Linked DNA regions of Mus musculus: all the other regions are linked to region 7. A link is a loop called in an ENCODE intact Hi-C map of the cell type or tissue named here. Cell type or tissue: left cerebral cortex. All regions are shown on one strand.

Region 1 (4,000 bases), 86 kb after region 7:
GGATTTTGCCTAAGCAAAGTCCAAGGGTCTCAGAAAAATGTGCTGTGCAGCCTAAGGGATCAATACCTCGGCCTCCCTCCTTCCTATTCACACACAACACAGAGGCCTACTGGTAGAAGACCATTCTCTCTGAGATAGTGTGTCTTTGTCTGGTTTCCCAGTATGCAAATTACAAACTCTATAACAGAGAGATAGGTTGTAACAAGGAATTGTGAGTCTACTTCTTTTTGGGCGGGCGGGATAAAGAAGAAACTGAGTGTAGCACAAGTATTCATCTCTCTCTGCTTCTTGACTGCAGCTCTAATATGACCATCTGCCTCTTATTCTTGCAGCCATTGCTTCTACATCCTCAAACAGTGAATCAAAATAACCCTTTTTCTTAAATTCCCTTTGTCAGATATTTTGTCAAAGGAATGAGGAAAGTAAGTAAGACACGCATTAAGAGCCATTCTTGGAATGAACAGCAAGGAACAGCAGGCCTTCAGGGTTTCCTCATGGTTTACTTCATCTGGTTGCCTCTGTATCCCTTTGATTCACAGACACTGAACATATTCCTACTAAAATTCAGTGTCTTATTTTCAGTTACTGTTGTTCAACAAATTTGTGAGTCTTCTTTTAGGTTACAGACATCCAAGTCAACATCCATCTGAGTAAATAAACCCAGATCATACCTTGTATGAAAAGTTAAAAACAAAAACAAAACAAAACAACAAAACAAAACATAGCTCTTTGAAGGTCGACCAGTTGCTCATATAGATACAGCTTAAGCTACAGAGCAGAAACTAGAATCTAGGTTAGTTGGGTTCCCAATACACAGCTTTCCTTCTATATCATTGGTCAGCAAACTTTATCTGTAGATTTCCAAGCAGTGAGCATTTTAGGCCTTATGGATCACACTGTCCTATCACACCTACTCAGCTCTGTCCTTAGAGCATGGAATTAACCTCAGACAATTTCTAAATAATAAGCAGGCTGTGTGCCAATGAAACACTATTTATAAAAACAAGCAGTTGACCAGATTTGACTGTCAGTTGTTATTTTATCCTCTCTTAATAGAGCAGGACCTTGATTTTTGCATGTCATTGTCCATACCTAGTTTTCATATTGTTCTATAATTTCCTCTGAAACCCAATGCCAAGGCCTTTTTGCCTTTCCTTTTCCTAAAATGTGACTCGGTCCAAAAAATCAGAAGTCTAAAATCAGTGCTGAATTTTACCTCTGTCTTCTATTTTAGAAAAATTTATTATACTCATAGAAAAGCATGCATGCTGTCCCCAAAGGAGAAACTACATATGTACTAAGAAAAACTACATGAGGGCGTGCTCCAGAAGGCCTTCATTTGCATTATGGCTCTAACGGTCAGAATCTTGGAGAACAAGATGACTTGGGGCTTTGTGCCAGGATACCTCAGACTTGAGCTAGCAGCAACTGGCACCTTCTTGGCCATGAAGCCATCATTGCCTAAGCACTTAAAGTATCTGAAGGACAGAGAACAAGACCCGAAGCGTGACATCTTTTAGGACACATGCCAGCTCTGGAACCCTCCACTTCTTCGCTGGTATCTGTTCTTTGAAGATACTAAAGGCTGTCCAACTGGATTAGTGTGCCTCCATTGCCTGTGCAGGATCCTCCCTGGGCAGTTTTTATCTGCTGTGAGTCAGATGCTATTCTGAGTACTGGAGGAATGTCATGTAATAAAACAAAATCTCTGCTGTCATGAAATAACATTTAGTTGGAGAAAGGAGAGACAAAAACAAATGAATAGATCTGCTATAGTTTGCTGTTTTATGGTAAGCACATAACATGTGCTTCAAGGTTGATGCTTGAAATTCCACATCCTCCTAAGGGGACAGATGATGTATGTTCACACAGTAGAAGGGGTGAGGGACAAATTTAGTCCTTTAATCTCTCCAGAAGTCACTAAGCAATTCATGGGGGCAATCTCTCATGATCTACTTACTATCTAAAGGCTTAACATCTTTATTAAATTGTGGTTTTATTAATAAAAGATTTATTTTTTTATCCATGTGACTGTTTTGCCAGCATTTCTAGATCTGTGTACCACATGGAAGACTGAGGCACACAAAGGCCAGAAGATCCCCTAGAACTGGAGTCAGGGACAGTTGTGAGCTGTGGGTGATGATAATCACACCCAGGTCCTCTGGAAGAGCAGACACAGTGCTATTTGCCACTAGAACCATCGTTCCAGTCCCTGAGCATAAAGGGTTTTGTTCTTATTTATATCATTTCCATTGCACCATTTACCTTTTCCCATTCAGTTCCAGCAGATCCCTCATGTACCCCCATTGCTCTCACTCTCAATTTTATGGTCTCTTTTTCTTTAGTTACTATTTGAAGTACATAAATATTTATACATGTATATTCCTAAATGTATAAATATAACTCATGCTTTCCATATAATGGTATTTGTGTTTGCATGCTTTAGGGAATATTGTTTTAATACGAATGATTTTTGGAACAGATATAAATGTTCATAGCTGAAAGGGAGGAAGGTACCAACGTATTTAAGCTTACAGTTCTCAGGGTATCCAGGCTGTCACAGTTGGGAAGGTATGTTACCAGGAGCAGGAGGTGACTGGTCATAGAATGGGAATGTTAGTATGCTTTCTCCTTTACGTTTTAGGAATCTCAGTCCATAGAATGGCACCACCTACCTTTAAAGTGGGACTTTCCACCTCAATTTAATTGAGATAGTTCCTCACATATATGTTCAGAGGTTTGTTTCTATATGAATCTAAATCCTATCATGTTGACATTTGAGATTAACCATCATAGATATCTTAAAAACTAGATTCCAGGTAAATTATGCATAACTCTAACATGGGATGATGATAAAGCACAAAGATGACTCTTAGATATTGCTATCTTTCATATCTTCTCCACAAGTCCTATTCCAATAGTTGCTGTGGCAACTGACTGCCATGGGTACGGGCTGGCAGTATCTGGTCTCCACAACTTCTATTTCTTGTCCCCTATATGAGGGCTTTGTGGTTACTCTACAAGATCCTTTCATGACACTTTTTAGCCACTCACATACTTGTAAAACCCTGTCAGATCTAGGAAGCTAGTTCCTCAGAGGTGATTTGAAGAGTGAAAGCTTGGTGAATAATACTATCAGCCCAGCTCTTCAAAGAGTGAGGACTCTCCAGGCCCACTCTCTGTCATACTTCTTCAGATAGTATGTTTCTCTTTCCATTTCACTCTTCTTGGGGTCTTTACACTGTTTCCTAGATTTTCTTCCAAAAGGAAACTCAAAGTCCCAGAATATCAAGAGTTCAGCTTATGGTCATAAATGCCCAAGTGAAGGGCTTATGTATGGCTCAGTGGTACAGTGCTTGCCTACCACATATATGGGATTCTATGTAAGATTTCCAACATCAGCAAGATAAGGCAAAAATAAAACAAATAAATAAACACAATGAATTAAAAGGGAGGTGGAAAGAGGCCATCAAATAGACCTGAGCCTGGAATTCAGAAACAATGTATGTAACAGATCTGGCTACTTGTCTTCAAAGCTCCCTGCATTGGCACATGGTTAGGATCCCACTTTCCCTTGCTCCATCACCAAGACAGCATCTCCATCTCCCAGTATTCCCTTCACAGATGACTCCTTCCTGTAGCATGTAATAATTAATAATAGAAACAATCCACACTAACACCTGCTACTCACTGGCAACACCCCCATGTATGTCCCCAAGAGATGGTCTGCCCCGTTTCCCTCGGTTTGCTGACAATGATCTGCTTGTATCTTCCCATGCCATCTGCCCCTTGCTAGACCCTGTAGCTAGCTCTAAACCACTGGCCCCTTATAATTAAGACTCTAGAGGCTTGTAATTTATCAGTCAGATTTATAACAGTAAATTCTCAACCCATAAAATACTCACACAAAGAACTTAAAACTCAATTGATATTGATACATCTGCCCACCTAGATTGGACAAATGTGCCCTATATTATTCTATCGCTTTTCTATGATATCC
Region 2 (4,000 bases), 940 kb before region 7:
GTGATGGGTGAAGATGTTAGAGTAGCGCAGTAGAAGAAGCAGCTGCAGGCCAGTAAGTCCATAACAGGAGAGCCACGATTTCCCAGAGTACTTCATATTTGTCCTGGTTTGCTTTCTGTCATGGTGATACACATCCAAACCAAAAGCAACTTCCAGGCCCATCATCTGTGGAAACCAGGGCAGGAGCTTGAGGCAGGAATGTGGAGGCAGGAACTGAAGCAGAGACTACAGGGACCTGCTTACTGGCTTGCTCTCCATGACCTGCTCGGCTTGCTTTCTTTTAGCTGCCCAGGGGAGTCACTGCCCATGATGGGCTGGACTTCCACATCCACTTTTAATAAAGAAAATGTCCCCATAAACATGCCCATGTGCCAAACTGACAGAGATAATTCCTTGATGGAGGTTCCCTCTTTGCAGATGTTTCTAGATTCTGTTAAGTTGTCAAAAACCAACCAATCATATATTACTCTTAGGTCTAATAGAGAGTTCTGCTAAGGGCAATGCCCTCAGTTGACCATGGTGGCACTCAGCATCAACTACCCAGGGTTGATCCAGTGCCCATTCAGGGCTAATGCTCCACTGTGACACTCAGGCCACAAAGTATCCCATGTCCTCAAGGTGCCCAGGCCCCTTAGAGACACTAGTAGTTCTTTAAGGAGACTATTAGGAAGGTGTTTTTCCTACAAAGTGTTCTGTAGGACCATGGCTTTCCACTTGGGCAAAGATGTTATTACTCCACTGTGGGCTTCTGACATGACACAGGGACAGTGGAGACTCACCCGGCACTGAGTCACTTTGTCCTCAGAGGATTTCCACATACCACTCTAGAAGCTCGGATACTTTCTTGTATGAACAAAATCATAGATAGGAGTTAAGCAAAATCAACTAGGCTTTTGAAATGGTTTGCTTCTGCCCTAGGACTTTACAGAGCCTTAAGCATCCTAAAATGGCAATATTCCTTTGTAAAATGCTTACAGAATGCATAGTGGATTGGTGTCCTTGATGACTTAGCAAAATGTACTCTACACACATCTCTGTTAGCTTCACGACTGTATATTGCCTAATTAGCTGCAATTGAATTTTTTTAGACAATAAGCAAAATTATAACCTAGGTTTGCCATATGGGAAGCTTTCCCTACTCCCAAACATTTCTCCTGTTTTCCTTATCCTGTATCTCTTTTCCTCTCCACTCCTCTCCTCTCCTCTCCTCTCCTCTCCTCTCCTCTCCTCTCATCTCCTTATCACCTTCCCCATTTCCTAATCCCTCCTCACTTATTCTCTATATTATACAAGAACATCTTGAATAAAATAAACTCAGAAAGCAAATAGAAACTTAGCAGTGATCATTTTTAACTGGCTATAGAGCTCTTGGAAGGAAAAACTATGAAAAAATGATATCTTAAAGACATAAATAACACATAATTATTGACTTAAGTGCTCTGTGAATGCCAAATGAAGATATATTATATGTGTCTATGAATTTATCTCTGAAAATATATTACACATATCTCTGAATGAATGTGCTCACTAGGCATTGAGCACAGTGCTGCTGTGATGCGCTGCAGTACACTAGGGGGAGCCATTCATCGGGATTCTGTGTAACCATCCTCTGGAGTACAAACTTAGAATGCTGCAGTAGATACAGCCAAGGAAGCAGATGACAACTGAGGATCTTAACAGGGCATGGTTAACTCAGGAAAGACGCTAGACCAGCACGCACCCAGAACACACATTTTTCCTGTAAGTAACAGAGTAGGCAGGTGGGATGACTCCCATCTACCTCTACAGCACTGTCTGTACTCAGTTCCGAACAGACTACCAAGTTATGAGAGAAGAGGCAGCAAGAAAATCAAGGCAGGCGGTCGGCTCGGTGCCACCTCTCAAAGAAGACAGAGCCACCTGCGCACAGCAAGATTCCAGGAAAAGCCAGAGTGCCCTGGAGCCTGTTCCTAGAGACCAGCAGTCACTGGGTGTGTTCGTGCTGTAGGATCCTGGTGGGAAGGAGCTGCCCCTGGATGCCAACAGGAAGGAAGAAATCCAGGCTGGCAGAAGGCTTGTGTAATGCTTTAACCTCCATTGCTTCCAAAGGCTCAGAAGTCATCTGGCTAATTCTGCAGTGAGTGGATGAATTGATTCTAGCCAAGCAGCTGAAAAATCCCCGAGTGATCCTGGAAGTCACTTTCTTGTAGCCAACAGCACAGAGAATGACTCTCGAGTTTAAACAGCAAGAATGTATTAACTTACACTGCTTTGGGAGTTGGCGCATTCAGCCAGGAGGTTTTCATCCTTTGCTGATGACAGTCTCTAGGGCTAGGCTTCTCTTGGGAACTTTTCCATTTGTAATGCCCAGAGCCTGGGCTGGGAAGAAGTACACATCTGAGGCTGGTATCCTGAGGATGGCTGGTACCTCTCGCTGCCACAGTGGGGTCTCTCCTTCTGCACCTCCTGGCATGGTGACCAACTGGATCCAAAAGTGCTTGTCTCAGGTGGAATTGCCAGTTTCTTTTGTGATTAGCTGCTCTGGGACCAGGAGGCTGGTCACCGTGTTATTTCCAGCACTCATTCCTGGGGGCAGAGAGAAGTATTGCCTGGGATCCTGGAAGCAAGCCCAAACCCCTCAGAATCAAAGGATATGTAGGTTGTTTGGAGAGTCCAGCGGGCCTAAGTTTCTCATCGGTTAAGTGCAGCTGATAACTTGCAATGGAGTTCCGTGGAGCATGGGGGCATAGCTGGGCTGATGAGGCAGATGGAGTCACCTGGTGAACACTGGCATTCTGCCCAAACAGAATATGGAGGAAGACTAACTTGCAGCTGGCACTATATGCCTTACTGCTTTGAGCCTGAAAGTCACAGTTTCTCATTCACAGGGCACTACAGAACAGATAACCACCCAAACAGTAAAAAAGAGTATTTTCCCCCCTTTAGAGTAGCATTAAAGTCATTTTGAATGAGACAGGAATATTGCCAGTCAGTAGTTTTGCTTTTGATCCAAATCAAGTGCTTAGACCTGTCACTCAATCTCCGTCCAGCAGGCTCAGTCAAGAGCGGTAGTGAGTTAGTTGCCATTGGCGTAGTTACCAGAAACCATTCCATTTGTGTAAGATGGATAAACATCTTGTTTTATACTCTTTTCAGTAGTCATACAGTTACGTTCATCAACTCTTGGTTTAGAAACATTAAAAAGACAGCTGTATGAGCCCACCCACTCAGGAAAACATCAGGTGCTCAAGTACAGGAGTGTTTGGAGTGAGACTGGACTTTGGAAAGGGCCTGGAACCAAAGACTAGTGGCACATGGCATTTTCTGACTGGGACATTTTGTCCCCCCTCCTTCCTTCCTTTCCCCTCCCTCTTTCCCTTACTCTTCTCTCAGTGTGCTGTACACCTCCTCTGGTGTCATGCCGCCCCTACCACGTTCCTTTTCTGAGTTGGAGCTCCGCCCTTGCCTAACTCAATGCTCGCCCAGTACAACAGTACTATCCATCACAGACTTGGGATTCATGGTGAGGGCTATCTTCAACAATTCATTGCCGAGTTAGGGCAGAGCATGGCTTTCTTCATATTTGCCCTCAAAATCACACCTGTTGCCCAACCCCTAGTAGGCCCTGAAGTTCCAAATCAATGTTGTTGTTGTTTTTAATCCTCAAATTCCCCAACCAACAAGGCCTTGAGAATGTTGAGATAATTAATTGATATATTAGTATGAACTTATATCTCTTATGGCCATTGTGATCATTTGGAATCTAGCCAAAGGAAACATACTGATGTTTCAAAACTAACTTCCCCCATATAATTTCTTCTTTTTAATGAAATATCCTCAAATGCGTTCTATGTAAGAAAGGACTGGGGGAAAGAAGATATATAAGAATACTGAACTGAATCCTGAAGCCCTGGCATTTCCACACAGACATTATGTAGATCCTTTGGCTTTTGTCTAAATAACACTCATGTGTGGGTTGAATTCAGCAGTGTATCACTTAGTATCTGCAGCCCAGAGACAC
Region 3 (4,000 bases), 270 kb before region 7:
CAAATGACAATTAAACCTATAGTTACGTACATGAAATGGCATATGTGTGACTTCAGCAATCACACAGCCTCCCAAGTCAAATCTTTGATAAGGTATAGTGAACAATTGTAAAAACAGAATTTGAGAAATACTAGTTTTACATTCTAAAATTCACCCAGAAACTTGATAAAATATGATTTAAACAACTAGAACCAAGCTTTTGTATTTTGTTTTCTATCATCATAAGAAATGACTCTTAATTGAATGGCTGAGAAAGAACTAACCTCAGGACCATCAAAGCTCCCACAAAGTGTCCAGGTTAATTTGAAAAGTTGTGGATTAACAGTTTTGTCAGAGGTAATTTCCAGGCATCCTAGTATTGACTGTGTTGCTTGGTTATTAAAGGCCATGTGTATGCAGATCTACAATGAAAAGGAGTAGCTGAGCAAGGAAAACTACAGAAAGTACAGACTGAAGAGGAAAAGGGAACCAGGAAGATTACTGGAGCTAAGTCCTGTATTTAAGACAATAAAGAGGTTTTTTTTTAAAAGCTTGATGCCAATTGTAATAAAGTGAGTGGTGACCGCAGAGCAAGATTACACCCAATTTAGCTTCCATCTTGAGAAAAGGAGTTAAAAACAATTTAAGGCGTGGTGTGCTTTAATCTCAGTAGACAGATCTCTGAGTTTGAGGCTAGCTTGGACTACAGATTGAGTTCCAAGACAGCAAAGCTTATGCAGTGAAGGAAACCATGAAAAACCGAAAGCTGAACATTTTTTCAGGTGTTTCTCTGCCATTCGGTATTCCTCAGGTGAGAATTCTTTGTTCAGTTCTGAGCCCCATTTTTTAATGGGGTTATTTGATTTTCTGAAGTCCACCTTCTTGAGTTCTTTATATATGTTGGATATTAGTCCCCTATCTGATTTAGGATAGGTAAAGATCCTTTCCCAATCTGTTGGTGGTCTTTTTGTCTTACTGACGGTGTCTTTTGCCTTGCAGAAACTTTGGAGTTTCACTAGGTCCCATTTGTCAATTCTCGACCTTACAGTACAAGCCATTGCTGTTCTGTTCAGGAATTTTCCCCCTGTGCCCATATCTTCAAGGCTTTTCCCCACTTTCTCCTCTATAAGTTTCAGTGTCTCTGGTTTTATGTGAAGTTCCTTGATCCACTTAGATTTGACCTTAGTACAAGGAGATAAGTATGGATCGATTCGCATTCTTCTACACGATAACAACCAGTTGTGCCAGCACCATTTGTTGAAAATGCTGTCTTTCTTCTACTGGATGGTTTTAGCTCCATTGCCGAAGATCAAGTGACCATAGGTGTGTGGGTTCATTTCTGGATCTTCAATTCTATTCCATTTGTCTACTTGTCTGTCGTTATACCAGTACCATGCAGTTTTTATCACAATTGCTCTGTAGTAAAGCTTTAGGTCAGGCATGGTGATTCCATCAGAGGTTCTTTTATCCTTGAGAAGACTTTTTGCTATCCTAGGTTTTTTGTTATTCCAGATGAATTTGCACTAAGCCGGGGCCTAGCAAACACAGAAGTGGATGCTCACAGTCAGCTAATGGATGGATCACAGGGCTCCCAATGGAGGAGCTAGAGAAAGTAGCCAAGGAGCTAAAGGGATCTGCAACCCTATAGGTGGAACAACATTATGAACTAACCAGTACCCCGGAGCTCTTGACTCTAGCTGCATATGTATCAAAAGATGGCCTAGTCGGCCATCACTGGAAAGAGAGGCCCATTGGACGTGCAAACTTTATATGCCCCAGTACAGGGGAACGCCAGGGCCAAAAAGAGGGAGTGCGTGGGTAGGGGATTGGGGGTGGGTAGGTATGGGGGACTTTTGGTATAGCATTGGAAATGTAAATGAGCTAAATACCTAATAAAAAATGGAAAAAAAAGAAAAAAAAAAAAAAGAAAAACCGAAAGCTGGTGAAATGTATTTGAACAAGAAACTGCGTTCCAGCCCCAGCATGCTGCAGAGCTTGACAGCTGTGGTATCATGGTTCTAGATATAGAGTCAAGGATACAAGAAAGGGTTGTAGAATCTTCCCTCATGACTAAGAAAAGCTGCAGAAGCCAAATATATGACAAGAATATCCCTGCCTGGAGGCCCAGAGAGGCTATTGTGGGAAACTGTGAAGGGGAGATCTGGATTACCTTGGAGACGCTAAGATGTTGGAGATGCCAGACCCATGGAATACCTGATAAGGAGAGTTGCTAATAGTACGTGGAACCAGCCTGAGAAAGAAGTGTGTTGCAGTCAACACAGCTAAAAGCAGTTTGGAGATCTGAAGAGCACTTTTACATCAAACAATGAGATACAGAGTTTAAAATTTATACAGCTGTTTTTGTTTTGTTTTGTTTGTTTTGTTTTATTCTTTGGTCTTGCTTGATCCAGTATTTCCTCACTATGTACCCTTTCTTATATTTTGGAATGGTAATTTGAATCCTGTGCCATGATATGTTGAACATAACTGGAGAATACAGTGAAGAGATGGAGGGGGTCTAAGAGCCTTTACAATTTGCATTTTTAAACTGTTCAGATACCCTGATAGATTATAGGGACTTTTGAAGTCATACTAAATGCATTTTGTATTATAATATGGCTACAAGTGTAAGGTATTCAGGGGTGGAATGTGGTGACTTGTAAGAAAATGGCCTCTGTAGGACCATAGGGAGTGGCACTACTAGGAGGAGTAGGTTTAGCCTTATTGGAAGAAGTGTGTCTATATGGGCTGCCTTTGAGGTTTCAGATGTTCAAGCTAAGCCCTGTATCACTCTCTCTTCTTGTTTCCCAATCTGGATGTAGAATTTTCACCTTCTTTTCCAGCACCACAACTGCCTGCATTCCAACATGCTTCCCACCATGATGATAATGGACTAAACCTCTGAATCTGTAAGCCAGACTCAATTAAATGTTTTCTTTTAGAGGAATTGTTGTGGTTTTAGTGTCTCTTCACAATAATGGAAATCCAGGATCAACACTGAGAATTAAGATAAGACCCCCTGAATAATAACTAAGAATGAGCCTTAACACAAAATACAGAGAGAAGTTCCATGTGTCCTAGCTGCCTGTGAAGAGGATTTGGGTTTCCAATGGCTTAGTCCATGACTGCAATGTGCCACTCTGTAAACCACCTGAAGGTAGATATGTAGCATACACTGTGGGTAAGCACACAGACTGCTTAATCATGGTTCTATTTTGGGGTTATTGGAATTAAAACCATCATCAGATCACCTTCAGTTGAGTTAAAGCATTAAGTACATGTTTAGAGGCCACTCTGTGCTGTTCACCATAGTAGAAGTTGAGCATACAAAGATAAGACTTAGGGCTTTTAAGCTGTCACTGTAATTATTAGTGTTGCATAGAAAAGTGCCTATTTCTTATGTCTTCATTTTATAATTAAGTGAATTTATATAATCAAATATAATAAGTTTGCACTTTTTGTGTTTATTTTTCTGGGTCATCTTAATTGACCATTAAATTATTGGCAAAAAGATAAGAGTACAACATTTTAAAAAACTAGGAAAAGTAAATTTGCTTTTATTTTTCTCATATTCATCTCATTTTTTTTGTTCCCATCTTGTACAAGCCTTGTGTTGGAACAGGAAATGACCAGAATTGCAGGCATGATTACTGCAGTTTTTTTTCCTTTATGAAAACTCTTCTAGAAGAAAAACAGAGAAACAAACACCTGTATCCTCCACACACATTCAAATCCACGAGGATCTGCTGCGTGCAGCTCTTTCTGGAAGTCTGTTTGAAAGCTACACGTGACCATTTTAGATAATGTTCTTTAATATAAGAGCATTTTCCACCTAAGATCTAAAAAAATGATGATGGTAACCTTTATTGGTTGTCATGTAGACATATTCTCTATACAATAAAGTCATTTTATTAGATATCTAGACCATAATAAAACATAAAATTCAATTTATGTTTTTCTTAATTTAGGAAGGATATTAAATTTCTGCATGTCCTTGTTTGGTATCTATTAATTTGCTTGA
Region 4 (4,000 bases), 920 kb before region 7:
GTGGAGAATGTTCAAGAGCTAGGAACATCATGTTTGATTATGCTGTTTCCTGTACTCATCCATTCATTTACTGAACAAGAAAATCATCTAACAGAATTGTACCAATTAATCAGTCGCCCCTCCCCCACCACAAGTTTTCCCCCACAGAGCCCAGAAAGCACTAGGAAACTTTTTTCTTTTTGTACACACTTTTAATTTTTCTCATACAGTATATTTTGATCATTTTTCCTCTCCCTAATTTTTCCCAGAACCTCCCTATCATTCAACTTCTTACCTCCCAAATCTTTTTAAAATACCACTCAAAAGCACAAAAATGAAACCTGGAACAAGCAAAAGATCAGTACAACAACAACAAAAATGTCAAAGTAAAACAAAAACTCCACAAACAACATAACCACAGAGTTCGTTTTTTTGTGTGTTAGCCAACTACTGGTGGGCCCAAGGACTGCCCTGGATTGTGGGTGATATAACCAGTGACACTCCATGGAAAAACTGATTGGGAAGCATGCCCCACATCTCAGGGACAAGCAATCCAATACTGTAGCTCCGTGTGTCTTCTAATTAATAAGTATGCTAGTGATGAAATTACTGTTATTGTCTTTGGCAGACACTGAAGTAAATTTCTTTTAATCTGGTAGGTTATAAATTTAGTATCAACCCTAGAAATAACACTCTATCAACCTGATACCTTATTTCACAATATAAGCCCCTGTATGACACTGTCAATCATTTTTTTAAATAGAGGTGTCTTAAACAGTTGTTCCTTGTTTTCAATACATAACTTAATAATCAAACTCAGGAAACTTACAAAGTGTAATATAGCGGTGAGTCCTTTAACAAAATCCATTCTTTGTGCCTGAGTTAATGAATGCTCATATTAATAAAGTCGTGAGCAATAGAAGCCAGAGCCTCCTGAAACCCCTGTAATTACTGTGGAGAAAAGTGAAACGATGTGCCTTGATTTCCAGCATCCAGACTTTTTGGAACAAGCTCATTTGGACAGGAGCCAAGAAATAAGTCTCGCTGCTGCAATTCTCCAAGGCTTTGTGCAAATAGCAATGGGCTGGAGGCAAGGAAGGTTAACTTGGAACATATTCTTTTTTTTTTTTTTTCTTTTTTCTTTCCCTGGGCTTCTTCATTAACTCCTACATCCTGCTATGAGAAAATTCGTTTTCAAGTGTCACATCTTTTAGCCGGTTTCCATACTTTCAGTATACATGAGGTAAAAGTAACACGTGGATAACCTTCCCTGACAGGCCCTTTTCATTTATGACTTGAGTTTGGGTTCCTACCCAGGCCTTCAGATTACATCCTCGCTCCGACCTACCGGACACTTATTTGAATACTCGGTCCACTCCCTGCTTCTCATCCTTGAACCAGAAACCTGGCTGTTCTGAGTGGCGAGGTCACACTTTTACCCCGTTAGTTTCTTGCACAAGCCTAATGCACAGAAACCCCGGAGTGTACCCACGGCGCCGTTCCGTGGCCACTAGGTTCCCGCCCCGCGCCACGCCGCCTCACAGCCAGATCCCCGGTTCCCGAGGGCGCACTGCCGCTTCCGGGAGGTCGTCCACGCTACTCCCCTGGCCGCCGGTCCCGCCCCGCTGGTAGCCCGCGCGTGCGCGCTTGGCCGCTGGAGCGCGCCCGGGCGCGCGCGCCGGAGGGGCGGGGCCGCGCCGCTCGCAGTTTGTCCCCGCCTCCGCCCCGCGGCGTTCCGTTGTCGCCCTGGCAACCCGAGAGCGGCAACGGCGGAGGCGCGGGAGTCCGGCGCCGCCTCTCGGCCGCCACGCGGTAGGCAGCGGCCACACGGCCCGCGCTGTCCCCGCCTCCCGGCCCGCCCTCGCCGGCCAGAGTGAGCGACCGCCAGTCCGCGGATCCCGGCCGCCGTCCGGGCGCGCGCAGCTAGCGGGCGCGACTATGCCAAGATGGTCCTGCAGGCGCGGAGCAAGCACCGGGACGCGGCTCCCAGGCCGCCCCGGTCGGCCCGCTCGTCGCCGCCGCCACTGAGCGGGGCATCCGAGGTGGACGCCGGGGAGCTGGGGTCGGAGCGCACGCCGCCGTCGCCGGGGCGCAGGGGCGCGGCGGGCAGGAAGGGACCCCGCGCAGGGACCGCCGCGCCCGCCCCGGACGGCCTCGCGGGCCGCCTGGCGGCCGGGCTGCACTGGGCGCTGGGCCTGCGGCGCGGGCGCGGCCGGACCTGGAGCACGCTGCTGCTAGGTGAGCCAGTTAGCAGCCCTCTCTGACTTTTCCCGGGACGCTCCTGCCTCCTCCCTACTCCTCCCCGCTCCTTCCGGGGCTCAGCTCCACACATCCTCTGCCCCGCGGTCCGCCCGGGCTTTTAAAAACATGGCCCCGAGATCAACAGCTGCTCGGCTGGCCGCGGGCGGGCTGGTCCGCGCCGAGGAGACTGGATTCTGCCTGCATCCACAGTCCACTCTTTACCCCTGGCCCAGCCGCTACTTCGGAGGATGGTTTGCTTGGTGATGCGAGCGATTCCTGGAGCTCGAAATACCCAGGTTTCCTGACTTAGAAAGTTGCCAAACTTATAATTAAATTTTAGCGTGCTTTTTCCCTTCTTGGCCGCAAACACTGAGGGTGGCACTTCGTGGTTCTGTCACTTTTCAGGCTGCGTCGTGTTTTGGATGCCCAAGCTTTAACCTTGCCTGCTGGCATCTCTTTACCTTCTTCCATGCACCAAATGGATGGGATGTAACTTGTGCCTAGAAGAAATAAAGTTGAGGCATTTACGTGTGGACTATCTTCTGGGTTCGTTTTCTGTGACTTTGTCGGATAAGGCAAGTTTATAGAAGTTGGATTAATAGGCCTAATTTTAACAAGCCCTTCATAAGGATTCTGTGATATTTTTGCCACGATGGGATTTAGTTGTTGAATTATGTAGTGATATTTTCTTACTATCTTTTCCCTGTTGCTTAATGACCTCTAAGAGTTTGGGGTGCTTGAAGTTTGGGGTTTAGACAGACAATACAGCAAAATCAGCCTTCCTGTGGGGCCAGCCTCTTCTGCAGCTGTATAGTTATTGAAAGCCAGTCATGGCTGTGTGTTTGTGGGTTCAAGAAGGCTGGCATCGTTACTAGGATTTTTTTTTTTTAAATACTTGGGTCAAGATTTGGCAAATTCATTATTTTCATCATTCCCTCCTTCAGCAGCTAGCTTGAGAACATGGCAAGTGTACAGGTTAAATCCACCTTGGGGAGGCAGCGTGGTACAGTGGCTGAGGTTGAAGGCACTCAGCACTGGTGCAGAGTGCTTGATTTTGGTTTAAGTCTCACTTTGAGGGCCTTCCTTCTGTGTTATATGGAGTTATCCCATGCCCTGCTTACCCAGGGATGTCCTGAAGAGCAATACCAACTCCTTGGGTGATGCATGTTTGTACCCAAAGCATTTTACAGCATCAGTTCCTATGTAAAAGCAAATGCATAATCCTGATTTCTGATCCCACGGCAGAAGAAAGCTCCAGCGTTTGTGAACGGCTAGTACAAACAGCAACTGTAGTAGAGTAAGGGATGACACTGTTTATTTTAGGGAGAGACAATAATAGATTTTAAAGGGTCCTGTTCTTTTCATGTTTTGTGGTACAGTTCCTTTGGGTTTGCTTATACTGGATGGCTTATATTTGGGTTTACTAATGCCCTTGCAGAAATACTGTTTTGTTCAATGCAGGTGGGCAGCATTTCTCTTGACTTGCTCTTTTTGACTTTGTGAGTGGAAGTACAGTGAATGTGGCAGGCCGTAGTCTTAGGTGTACCCTGGATAGAGGTCACCAAGGGTGGGAGTTAGGAGGAACACCACAGTCTCTGTCTTCTCGCTTGGCCATCTGCTGTGAGACCACACAGCACCTGGAGAGAATGAAGGCTCTGCTGAAGGATCAGGATCTGGTGTCCTTGGGTCAGTTCTGGCCCTGTACTCTCAAGGCCGGTATCCATAGTGATTTCTTTTGTACCACCATGTTGTGGAAGCTCAGAAAGCCACTGACCCTGCA
Region 5 (4,000 bases), 630 kb before region 7:
GCGCCACCACTGCCTGGCTCAACTCCATTTTTGATTGTTTAGTTGCCTTATTTCCAACATTTTTGTTTTTTCCCTTTTCAGAGTCTCGGTTTCCTTGCTAAGTTATTCCTTCAGTTTGGGTCTTTCCTTTGCATTGTCAAGCTTTACATCCTCTTGGCTGGTTATGACGTCATCTTAATTTTCATCCTTCATTCCTCTTCTCTAGCCCTCTACATATGCATCATTCCTTTGAAAAGTAGAATTCTAGATTCTTTTTGATTCATTTCAGCTAGTTTGTCCTCTTTGCTTTTTTCCTGGTTTGAAGAGATTTGAGACCTTGTGGAGCTGCCATGGTAGCCTTCTCTCTGTTTCCATGTTATTCACGGCAGTCTGATAAGGGTTGGAATGGATGTATACTCTGGTGTTTTCATTTCCTTATTCTCATGACTTTATTTTTTGTGAATTTTCATGGAAACTTATCTCTATTGAAGGTGGGCACTGATAGAAACAATGACTAAACAACAGGTCTGCCCTGTAGCATTCAGCAAAATACTTTTGTACTTCTATTATAGCCCCTGATATGATTCAAGAAAGGAGGGCCAGGAAACTGCTCAAAAATATAATTTATAGACTTTTAGAGCTTCTAAAACTATTTTATGAAAAATATTAAATTATTACAAATATTTAAAAAGTTTGAAACTAAGAGTAAGTAGGGAAAAAGAGTAAAGTAGAAACAGGATAAAGCATACTCCTTAGCAATATGATAAATAGCAGACAAAGTAGAGAGTAAGTGCAAAAAGGAACAGATAGTAGTCACCAAGGCATCTCAAGGCAAGGCATTGGCTGTATCAGGACAACTAAACATTGGAAATACAAAGGTGTAAAGAGGAGGCGTGGGAAGACTGTAAGAGACAGTGGTTATGGATAACATCAAATAAACCATGATTTACAAGCAGGGCAGATGCATGTATATTAACTCCAAGTGATTTTGGCAGCTTGCATTGAATTTGGGTTACTCCATCCAGACAAAATCTCAACAAAGAGAAGTAGAGGAGGACACTAAAACCACTACTGGCTAAGGAGTTACTAGCATTAGATAGCTTCTGGGGGTTCAGTTTTTCTTTCTTTCTTTCTTTCTTTCTTTCTTTCTTTCTTTCTTTCTTTCTTTCTATCCATCCATCCATCTATCCATCTATCTATCTATCCATCTATCTATTTATCTATTTCTATTTTTTAATTATGTGACCCATGGTAGGTTAACTACATTCCAGGGCACCTCCAATCCCAAGACCATCTGGGCAACACAAACTGGACTAGTTAGGAACAGAAGGAGAAGAATAATCTCAAAGTTGGAAAGGATGGATGGTTGAGAGTTTGGAAAGGGGAGGAGTAGAGAGGAGTGAATGTGATAAATATACATTGTAAGAAATTCTCAAAGAATTCATAAAATACATTTTAGAGCAAAGAGAATATAAGAAAATGAAGTCAAATTCATAACATCTATCAGCATTTCTTCCTAGCTGGGAGGGATGTGGTTTGCCCTGCTCCCCACATTATATTTCATATAGCTGTGTGAGCAAGTAGGAAGATGGCTATTCATCAACAACACAAATAACTTAGACAGGATGCCCCTCCTACTGAGAAAAATGTTTGTGTCAGATGTATCTTTTGGTAGGTGCTTCCCTATTCTGAACAAGGGATGCCTCTCTTAGTATTTTGCGCCCACTTGCCAGCTGCAGCTTTCTCTTCTCTGTCCTGAATAGTCATGCTTCCAGGCTGCTTCCCTCAATGTTCCTGGTTCTGTGGAGGTGGGTTGTGGGAGGGCTGTGTTTACCTTTGCTGTGGGGTGTTCTCTTTTAACTCAGATCCAGGCTCCTTTTTTTTTTTTTTTGCCTGTGTTTTAATAGTCTGTCTGAAAACAGTTCTATTTACCTATGAGACTGCCTTATAGCTCCTGTCTTATACAGCCATGCTATTGCTTGCCTGTATGGTACTGTGTTCCACAGTCTTCAAGCTTCACAGTGATAGCAGGGAGGTTATACTATTCACTTCAGTGAAACTCAGCTTTGTCACTGAAGCTCATCATGTCACATTTCAACCAGAATAGAATCTCTGCAGCCAATGGCGTTGCACTTCTGATCTGGCCACATTTCACCTAGCACATGTGGCACCCCTGGAGCTAGCCATATTTCAAGCAGCCTACTCTTTCTGCCACTCGCTGAAGGTTGTTTCTCCACATTTTCAAGCCCATCATTCCTGTGTGTTTGCTAGTGATCTTCCTCTCTTCTGTCTTCGGCGGGATAGAGCCTGTTCTTGTTCTGGTTCTTGTTCTTGTTCTTTTTGTTCCTTCTCCTTTTTCCTCTTCCTCTTTCTCCTTGTTATTCCACTTTAAAGGGAGAGGATGGTGGTATGGAGAAGTCAGTATTCAATTATATGCCTCTTAAAGGAGAGTTAGTTTAGATTAAAAATACAAAAATAGGTGTGAAGTCAAAGGGCAATGTTTTAGTTAGGCTTTCCATAGCAGTGACAAAACACGATGACCAAAAGTAACCTGTAGAAGAAATGGTTTATTTTAGCTTACAGGATAGTGATGTATATCACAGCTAGTAACTCAAAAAGGACAGGAACTTGGAGGCAGGAACTGATGTAGAGGCCATGAATGAATGTTATTTACTTGATTGCTCCTCACAGCTTGAACAACTTGCTTTCTTACTGCAGCCAGGACCAGCTCAGGGGTGACACTACCCACAACTGGCCGGACCATCCACATCAGTCACTAGTTTAGAATGTTTCCTAGAGGTCTGTCTACAGGCTCATCTTATGGAGGCATTTTATCAATAGAATCCCTCTCCCCAAAAGACTCTAATTTGTGTTGAGTGGACATTAAACTAGACAGAAGAGACAGAAAAAAATAATTGCATAGATAATGGTTAAAAGACATATGGCACTAATATCAGATAAAATAGACTTTAAGCTGGGTGTGATGGTGCACGCCTTTAATCCCAGCACTTGGGAGGCAGAGGCAGGTGAGTTTCAGAGTTCAAAGCCAGCCTGGTCTACAGAGTGAGTTCCAGGACAGCCAGGTCTACACAGAGAAACCCTGTCTTGAAAAAAACAAACAAAAAAAGGACTTTAATACAAATATCATAAGAATTAATTGTGGATATTCTATAATAGTAAAATGTTCACTCATAAAGAAGCTATAATAATAAAATGGTCATTCATAAAGAAGCTATAATAAGTATGTACCTAAGAAATTAAGGAGCAGAGCTCCAAAATATAAAAAGTAGATTAAAAGGATTAAGTGCAAAAATATTTCTATAGTGACAACTGCAAACTTCATTTTCTACCTCCAGAAATGTGCATGTCAGTAGCACAGATATCGTCATAAAATCTACAACCACAAGCAATACTATTCTGATCAACTGGAATAGCAGACATCTATGTCACAGCCCACTCAACAACAACACATACACTCTCTCTATGAGCACATGGAACAGTCTTCAATAGTATGTGAGGTCAAAGAACAATCTCAATATATATTCATAATTAAAATCATACAAAATGTTTTTCTCTAACCATATCAGAATACATCTATAAACCAATGAAAATAGAAAAATAAAAATTTTTACATATATATGGAAATAAAACATCAGAATCATAAGTAACAAATGGATGAAAGATAAAGATACTTTCTAGAAAAATAAATATAAAAACACAATCTCCAGCCCACCCACAACTCAGCCTGAGGCAGAGTTGGTGCTCTTGACACCCTTCCACACTGAGACAGCTTGACTTCTAGGAGATCCATCACCTACAGGCTTACAGATAATACACCACCCTTTTATTACCTGGCCTAACTGGGGCCACCATTGGGTCCAGCAGAGGTGGGGCCCTATCAGCATTAACCTGCCAGAGATACATAATCCTTTGGTTAACAACTGCGCTCCAAAGCAGATCAGGTGCTCACACCCACACCCATACCCAGAGACAGATTGACTGACAGAAGGTCTGTTATAAC
Region 6 (4,000 bases), 120 kb after region 7:
AATTCTCATCTATTTACTACCTAGCCCACATTGTGGCAGAACTCTCAATCCTCCTGCCTCAGTCTATTTTGTGCTGGGAATACAGGACATGCACGACTGCACTTCACACAAATTGATTTTTTAATCATTATAACATTGCCTGAGAGATAAATGGCATTGCCTGAATAGCAGAAGCAGGAAAAGCACAAGAAACCCAGCACAGGCCATTATCCTCTGAGCTTCTTTGGAAGCTGATATTTTTGTGGACTAACATAGGTCTCTGTGATTACAGAGATTTATTTTAAAGGTAACAGTGCTTACTGTGGTTTTAACTTCTATAATTAATTGAAGTGGTCATATGAAATAATGGGTTTCTTTATTAAGCTTTCATATATGTATATCATTGCACTCTGATCCTCTGCATACACATCCACGACCTGGCCTCATTCTCCATCCCCATTCTGCACATGGGAACACATGGCATGTGTCTGTTTGCCCTTCTGTTACCTTCTCTTGTCCCTTCTTCCTTTTGATAGCTTCCTTGTTCTATATAGCACCTTCTACTTTTATACAAGGATATGAATATTAAAAGAAGTCCTACATGTGTCTATCCAGCAGAGTTGTGATTTTTAACAGCTATCATGCTTATTCTGGTACCTAAAAGGCATCCCTTCTTCATAACGTCATATATCAGACCACATGTGCCTATTAAGACACTGGTCCCCAGAGTTAATGCTGGCACAAGTTTCATTTTTATGGCAATCTTAGGCTATGATGTCAAAGATGCTCTGACTAAAATTTTTGAGACAAGGGGTGCTTGAGATTTCAAATCTTTCCAAAATATATACATATACAGACACAACCACATACATACATTATTCTTGGACACAAAAGGCACGTCTAAAACCCAAATTAATTCTATTTTACATATACCTTGCATACACAGCTACAGTTGCATCCCCTTAGTGTACTTGTAGTTTAATTGAAACCCATCCCATTGCAGTGAGGTGCAGAGTTTGTGGAACTTTCTACTTGAGGCATCACATTGATGCTCAGAAGGTTCCGAGTTGGACACATGCTCTTCCTGTAAAAACTGTCATGCTGTCAGGCATACCCCCTTAGCTATGGAGAGCAAACGGCTGTTGCAGGTGGGGACATCATCTTCTTGAATGGTATAGCCACTGAGGACCAGTTGGGAAGAATAAAGGGTTCAAAAGGAAAGGGTGGGATTGCCAGTGAATAAAAGGGGTTGAATGCAATTATAATGGTGTGTATATATGTGCAGCTGCCAAACAAATATTTAAAAAGAAAGAAATACCCCTGGGGAAATGAGTTGTCCTTCCTCAACTCTGAGGTATGGCTGGACCAGGAAGAGCTGACAGTGATTGCAGGCATTTGCTGGGCTCTTTCTCCTTAAGAGTTAATCCACCATGTCTCTTTGAGCTGCTCTTGGCAGAGCCTGGCATATCTTGCTAAAGGAGGGTCTCCCTCACCAGCCAAGGACAAGGAAACCTAGTCACTACCCCCCTCTAGTGGCTACAAATTAAGAGTGCCTGCTAGCAGTAAATTTTTATTCCAACATTTGCTTCTAAATCAGAAGTCTCACTCTTTTTGGAGGGTATATGATAAAGGACCACATAAAAATGGCTGTCTGGCAGAAAAATCAATCACTTTTCTCTAAAATTCGTGGTCTATCCATCACTGTCACACTCACTGTAGAACAATTGGAGGGCCAGTCAACTAAAGCCCTGTAATCTAAGGTTCTGCCCCGGGTACCTGCCAAGAAGGCTGGGAGCCTGGAATCTCACAGGCTCACTCCTCCAGAGGACAGAGCAAGGGCTGTATGTGTGGGAGAAGCCTAGACTCTATCTTTTAAACAAATTTCCTTTTGCCAAGGCATTGAGCTTTATGTGTTTTGGCTTGAAAACCAAACAACAAAAATCCTTAACTCCAACCTGCCTAACGTGAGAGAAACTTCCTCCATCACAGAGGGAATGAAAGCCAGAGCAGGGACACTACTCCCGTATACATAGCACAACACTCTGGCCACTGTGTGGAAATGGTTCTCTACCTAGGTCTCTTAGCTCTGCCCACTAAAGTAACTCACTTCTGACCCTACATATCATCATGGCTATTAGGATGTATCAAGATGGACAGCAAAAGGGAAGTGCTCCACAGCCCCAAATATGTGGGGGGAGGTGGGGAAGGAGCAGAAACCTGTCCAGCAGAACCCCCTTCCTGGGAGGGTTGCACAGCTTTCCTGCTCTCCCACTGGGCCACCTTCTTATACCCAGCAATTTGGAAGCATTCACGTCCTGACTGCTTGAGATTTTACAGAGACTTCATTGCATAGGTGTGAATCTTTGCATGCTTGCCACCGATGCTCAACTCACAGTCTCTCTCATCTCCCTGGGGACCTTCTGACATAGCAAGGAGAGAGACAGGCCAGGAGACAGGTAAGAGTTCTTGGCTCAAAATGTAAGAGAATACTTGGTCTTAGATTCCAGAAGGTGGTAGGCAAGTATTTGAGAGCAAGTGCCTTCTTGTTCTTGGGGATGAGGAGAGACCAGCAGCACCTGTAGTTCTTCCTATAGAGCTGTCTCTTGGAAGAGCAGCACGTGTGGATACAAGTTTCTCAATTGTACGTATGTGTATTTGTGGGAGTGGAGTCTGATAAGCATGGATCAAGAGGATCATAAGAAAGGAACAAGAGGCTTGGATGATTTGAAAAGGAAATACTGAAGATGGAGGAATACAGGCAGGGAGATGGGAGTGGGGACACAGTCAAGTATGTATGGAGATTCCATCAGGAGCTCAGTCAGTAAAGGTTTGGCCTTACAAGCATAGGCCTGTGCTCATCCCTGAATTCATTCCCCAGGACTCATAAAACTCTCAGCATGGTCGATATTTCTTATGCTCTCAGTGTGCGAGCACACACACACACATACACACACACACACACACACACACACACACACGCACATAAAATTTTAATGTCATGGGCAAATCTGTTATTTTATATGCTAATTAAAAATAAAATAAATAAATATTAAAAAACAAAGATGCTTTTTTTGTGAAAAGTTGGGTAAAAGACACACTGGTTTCTCTCTACTTTTTCATACAACTAAATATGGGTCTACAGTTGTCTCAAATAAAACAGAAGAAGAAAGAAAGAAAACTTGAGTGTGACCCAAAGAAACAAAGAGAAAATAAATATCTATTGTTGTACATTATATACTTAGAAGCACAATTTGTTACCATAGTAAAGAAGGAAGTAAAGACATCTATGTGCCTAATGCTTGACAAACTCCATTTTGGGTTTGTAGCTGACATAAATAGCCAGGAAGTGTGGTAGGACGCAAGTTTCCTTGCTGAAACTGTAAGTCAGAATGGTGACCACCTTTGGAGTAAGGAATAGGCAGGTAGATAGATAGGTAGACAGATAGATGGATAGATGCATAGATAGATAGATAGATAGATAGATAGATAGATAGATAGATAGATAGATAGACCAACTAAACCAGTTGTGTGCTCTTGGGCACAATATCTTCCCTCCCAGGAAATCATTTACTCTGAGTTCCATAGACAAGTAAGTATATAACAAGATATATTGTCTATGCTGCTAATCTCTAATGAAAAGAAACAAAAAGAGCCATAGCTATTATTAGAAAGGTGTAGGTGAGAGACAAGACAAGGCAGAAACCACTTGCCATTGCCCCAGCTGAATCTGCATCATGGGCAGACGAGATGGAACATGGTCGTGTCTTTTTTGTGGTTCCAGAGTGCTGCTCCTCTGCCCCACTCTCTGGGGAGTCCCGAGGTTGGCTTCTTGTATCACAGCAGAACTCTCACCGTCCAAAAGCAGTGGGGTGTTCCCAAGGGCCAAGGGAGTGAGGGAGAGGAAAGATACAGAAGGCATGCAGTATCCCAGACCACACCCCAGCCACATGCAGTAGCTGCCACCCACTTCTGCTTCAAAGGGCTGGTCCTCCCATAGGCCTTTCTCACATTAAGCAGTGGC
Region 7 (4,000 bases):
CTATCACAGGACTGGAAGGCTCCTTTGCCAGAAGAGAAGCTCTATGCTGCTGCCTTACAACACCTCAGCCACGACACTGTTATACCAAAGTCAAAACCCAGGCCTCAAGTGGTCAATCCACTCAGTAGCTTCCTTCCCATTCAATGAAATGCAGACCCTTCAGGTCACCTAGTTCTCTCCTGCTCCCCAAAATGAGAATGGTCTTCATGGACTTGGCTGATCCCTCACTCATAGCAATTTCTGTGTGTCCCAGTACTTTCTGCCATTCCTATCTACACTTGGAACCGGCAAAATGTCTACCTTGTGCTACAGTTAAAGACTGGGTCCCCATTCAAAGATTATGTCACCTCAGCTCAAAGCTCTTTAGCCGAGTCTCTTTCCCAGGAGCTCAGAAGACATCTGAGGCAAAAGCTCCACTCTTGAGTGTGAGAACCATGTGTCTGGTGCTTGCTCCTACCATTGTCCGGGATTAGGTTTTCCCCCAGCTTAAAGCCATGGCACAGCACAGCGCAAGGTATGCCACCGAAATTAAAGGTATGCATGTTTGAGTAATTCTTTTCCATGGGGCTAGTCATCAGCTTATATGTTAATTTTCATCTCTACACAAAGACTCATGAGCCCTGTCTTTGAAAATAATGAATGTAGGCCCATTTTCCTCCTCATACAGTGTATCTGGAGTATAGGTTTAGTCCCACATGACCAAGCCCTTACTACATAATAGTGAGAAGAATAACAACAATGATAGACTACACAAGGTAAACATTTTCTTTCTTCAACAAGGACCATGTGTTTAAGAGATGCAACCAACAATCAGACAGAACTCTTTGCCTGAAGTTAATTGCTTAATTTTATATGAAACATATCCCGTTTTCTTTGACATCTCTGGTATGAGCTAGAAGTTAGTTTAGGATAATCAGTTTCAAAATAAATAGCAAACCATAATTTGTTCTCCTGGTTGAGCCCCAATTTCCTGCTCAAGACTTGCAGTTATTTCCAGTCATTTGCAAAAGACAAAACCTTGCTGCTTTGATAACCACGCTGGACTGCACGTGAATGAGCATGATGCTGAGTCCAAAGCACTTTCTGATAGATTGATAGGTCCAATTTTTTTTATGCTGCCAGTAAAATAATAACTTGGAAGAGAGCAACGAGAAAATAAATCAAAACTATAAGCTGTAAAAATAAGCTGGATCATATCTAAGAGTGTGTCTGATTTGTCTGATAATCTTTCAAGAAGTGTATCAAAATGCCACTGGGGTGTTTCTGATTTTTCCCGGACTCACTGTGAACTGTAAGAGATGGAAAAGTACCCCAAACACCAAGAAACAAAAAGTATAATTCACATACCGTCAATTGATGCCAATTGAAAGTACAAAGTTCCCTTCCAAATTGTTCTACCAATTTTCCATACTCCTTAGCTTGTCTAGGTAAAAACGGCTGCTTTGTGCCAAGAATTTAAATTGTAGTGAGACTTTTGAATGCTTATTTTGGTTAAAAGGCTACAGCTTTAATCTTGTTCAGAGAAGCTGCAACAAGAAATAGGAAGAAGGCGATCATAGCAATAGAAAACTGAATAAAGAAGACCCCTGCTACTTCCAAAAGAGCCGGTGTGAGTTTACACAACTGTCCTTGGAGGAGTTATGTTGCAAAAATCAAATGTAAATACTCCTGCTGTTGGGGGCATGGGGTGAAGCAGAGTACATTCATAGCTGCTTTGAATTGTGACTTTTATAATCCTGTAAAGTCATATTTATCCCTGACATCTCTGGAAGATTCATTACACACTCCACAAAAGTTACCAGGAAATGTATTTGATTCCAAGCCTGTCACACTCATCCACAGTCTTCCCTGATATATGCGAGACCAAGCCAAAGCCTCTCTGCAGAGCTTTGGAGACCATTCACCATCTGCCACTATTTTTCTAGTCTTATCTTTCTTGGCTTCCCTCTACGGCTATTACATAAACCCTCTCTACACTTTATGTAATGAGATTGTAGTTTCCTAATCAAGTAATGCTAATTCCCATGTGAATATGCTCTCCAATGTGGCTCTTTCTGCTTGAAAATACCTTCTCCCCTGCAGTCACTGTGCCGGAACAAGGCTGAATTCTCCAACACCCTGGCAGTTTCTCCCAACAGACTTTGTCAAGATTCCCTTTGCACAGTTCAGTTAAGTGGAACTATCGCCCTCTACTGGCCTGGGTCCAACACTGCACGTGTAATTAAGCTTACAAAACGAAGCTCTCCCTGGTGATTGTTTGGACCCTAGACTTGTTGGAGGTTGGCTGGGGATTTAGATCTGTGGGGAGTCAGAATGCACCTCCCTAGAGCTGAATGAAGCTGCCTCTCAAGCCAAAAAGAAAATGAAGCTGTCAGGCAAAGACTTTCATCATAGTCCAGCAGGCTTAAAGAGCCAGAATGGAAAGGAGAATTCATTAAAATGTCATTCATTAATAGGAAATTCCAAATGATTCAAGAGGCCAAAGGCACAATCTTTAGCATCTCTGCTGTCACACCTCATAGCATTAACTGTAAGCACAGGTAGGTCCTGGGGCTTCAGCAAATATCTGGGGTCAGACTGTAGATTCTAGTGAAGCTACCCATTAAGCCGCTATAATTTTATCCAAAGCTATATTTTTAACACATGACTCAACGTGTGTATTGATTCTCTTTCCATGTTGGTTCCCTGAACCAGGACACTCCCAGTGGTCACAATGACTGTCTTGATATTCATCTGGTTAGAACCCCAAAGGTCCTCAGGTTCTGACTCTTTCAAAATGGTGTCAAATTCTGTATGTCACTGTAATACTGAAACTCCAAAAATTTCATTTCCTTAATAATGTTACATGACCATCTTTCATCTTCTGAAGTATGGGGATAACTCTACTGGAACTAGGCCCGACTGGCCAAGTCTCATATTAAAACTGCAGAGGAAATGTAAGTCCCCAGAATACAAGCATGACAGGGATGGGAGCCAAGACCCTCTGCTCACTCCTGGCGCTGTCTCAATTCCCTGAGAAACGAGAACAGGCGCTGTTTCAACATTATGATGTAATCTGCCCATCAGTAAAGGCAATTATTTGTGGCAGCTCAATATTCTGTGTCCCTCACAGTGCAGGAAATGTCCATGTGAACAGCTTACAGGCTGCTGTGGGCAACCCTAGAGGAAGGAGTAACAGTTCTCTGATGAATTGCAGTGTTTCACTACAGAAGGGAATTTTGGCTTCGTTTTAGCAGCTTTCCCCGAGTGTTGATGTCTTGAATTTGTCAGTGATATAATCTTTGCCTGAATATAAACTCTCATAACTGTCCCTGTGTTTCTATAGACTCATAACTGGAATAGAGTTCACTTTGAGTATTAAAAATTAGATTAGAATAATAGCTTTCAAAATCATTTTAATTGTACTACTATTTGTCCAATTATTTGTTTGAAAAGTATTGCCAGTAAACAAAATGATCAAGGCAACTTAGGGGTGTGGCATAGAAACCGAATTTAGGAAAGAATTCAGCAAAATTCATTGTAATAGTCTTAAATTTAAACATTACTGCCCATCACAAATGCGACCTTTTAAAAAACTCAGACATAATAGAAAAATAGTTAAAGACATATCCAGGTGTACTGATCACCGAAGATAAAAGGCCAACTGTGGGAACTAGCTGTCTACCTGGGAAGTAAAATCATAGAAGGCCACCTTTCATCTGATAGCCTGGGAGATTCATCCTCTCTCTGTTGAAGGACAGTTTTGAAATGTTGCAGATATAAGTCCCTTATCCTGCTCTATTTTTAGATGACATTTGCACTTAAGACATTCAAATTATAGTACATGTACAGCAAACACCAAATCCTGTCACCAGGATGTTCACATTGCACACTGCCTCTTCCTTACTAACTCATGGGTGTAGACTTTGTTTTTCTCCTTCAGAGGGCATGCCTCTATGTCCTTCAAAACCATACACTGAGTAGGCCAATAGCTGTTCTCTCTTCCCATCCCCTTATGCCA

The links. A loop is a pair of places that touch in the nucleus more often than their neighbours do. Peaks named below come from ENCODE experiments on the same cell type or tissue, not always from the same donor. Only the 100,000 strongest peaks of a DNase experiment are listed, where the experiment ranks them.
Region 1: it touches region 7 in a loop (4-fold over the local background); 2 of 42 quality-filtered maps call a loop at or near these places.
Region 2: it touches region 7 in a loop (8-fold over the local background); 16 of 42 quality-filtered maps call a loop at or near these places.
Region 3: a loop joins it to region 7, with 2.1 times the contacts of the local background. A loop is called at or near these places in 2 of 42 quality-filtered maps.
Region 4: it touches region 7 in a loop (8-fold over the local background); 16 of 42 quality-filtered maps call a loop at or near these places.
Region 5: it touches region 7 in a loop (5-fold over the local background); 2 of 42 quality-filtered maps call a loop at or near these places.
Region 6: it touches region 7 in a loop (5-fold over the local background); 9 of 42 quality-filtered maps call a loop at or near these places.

Annotation. Positions count from the first base shown.
Region 1 is chr9:23,493,143-23,497,142 of GRCm38, reverse strand. No RefSeq gene overlaps it. Among named protein-coding and RNA genes, the nearest start is that of Gm39311, 86 kb to the left of the region's middle. In left cerebral cortex, no CTCF peak of the experiment used is centred here; DNase peaks (open chromatin) are centred at 283 and 1,537; H3K27ac peaks cover 2,634 bases.
Region 2 is chr9:24,514,623-24,518,622 of GRCm38, reverse strand. No RefSeq gene overlaps it. Among named protein-coding and RNA genes, the nearest start is that of Dpy19l1, 13 kb to the right of the region's middle. In left cerebral cortex, a CTCF peak has its summit at 1,567 (motif pointing right); DNase peaks (open chromatin) are centred at 1,637 and 2,654; H3K27ac peaks cover 999 bases.
Region 3 is chr9:23,851,012-23,855,011 of GRCm38, reverse strand. No RefSeq gene overlaps it. Among named protein-coding and RNA genes, the nearest start is that of Npsr1, 250 kb to the left of the region's middle. In left cerebral cortex, no CTCF peak of the experiment used is centred here; a DNase peak (open chromatin) is centred at 2,088.
Region 4 is chr9:24,501,056-24,505,055 of GRCm38, reverse strand. It overlaps Dpy19l1 (dpy-19-like 1 (C. elegans)), which reads left to right and starts at 1,916. Exons shown (of 23, transcript NM_001359948.1): 1 at 1,916-2,217. The coding sequence starts at 1,926. It overlaps LOC115487153 (a long non-coding RNA gene), which reads left to right and starts at 2,523. Exons shown (of 2, transcript XR_003948106.1): 1 at 2,523-4,000. In left cerebral cortex, CTCF peaks have their summits at 424, 1,802 and 3,193; DNase peaks (open chromatin) are centred at 1,022, 1,760, 2,346 and 3,293; H3K4me3 peaks cover 2,913 bases; H3K27ac peaks cover 1,748 bases.
Region 5 is chr9:24,209,569-24,213,568 of GRCm38, reverse strand. The region is part of intron 3 of Npsr1 (neuropeptide S receptor 1); the gene reads right to left. Among named protein-coding and RNA genes, the nearest start is that of Npsr1, 110 kb to the right of the region's middle. In left cerebral cortex, no CTCF peak of the experiment used is centred here; a DNase peak (open chromatin) is centred at 1,732; H3K27ac peaks cover 1,812 bases.
Region 6 is chr9:23,460,894-23,464,893 of GRCm38, reverse strand. The region is part of intron 13 of Bmper (BMP-binding endothelial regulator); the gene reads right to left. Among named protein-coding and RNA genes, the nearest start is that of Gm39311, 120 kb to the left of the region's middle. In left cerebral cortex, a CTCF peak has its summit at 1,513 (motif pointing left); DNase peaks (open chromatin) are centred at 1,507, 1,755 and 3,954; H3K27ac peaks cover 946 bases.
Region 7 is chr9:23,579,406-23,583,405 of GRCm38, reverse strand. It overlaps Gm39311 (a long non-coding RNA gene), which reads right to left and starts at 2,132. Exons shown (of 3, transcript XR_870585.3): 1 at 2,069-2,132. In left cerebral cortex, a CTCF peak has its summit at 2,190 (motif pointing left); DNase peaks (open chromatin) are centred at 2,054, 2,965 and 3,163; H3K27ac peaks cover 2,617 bases.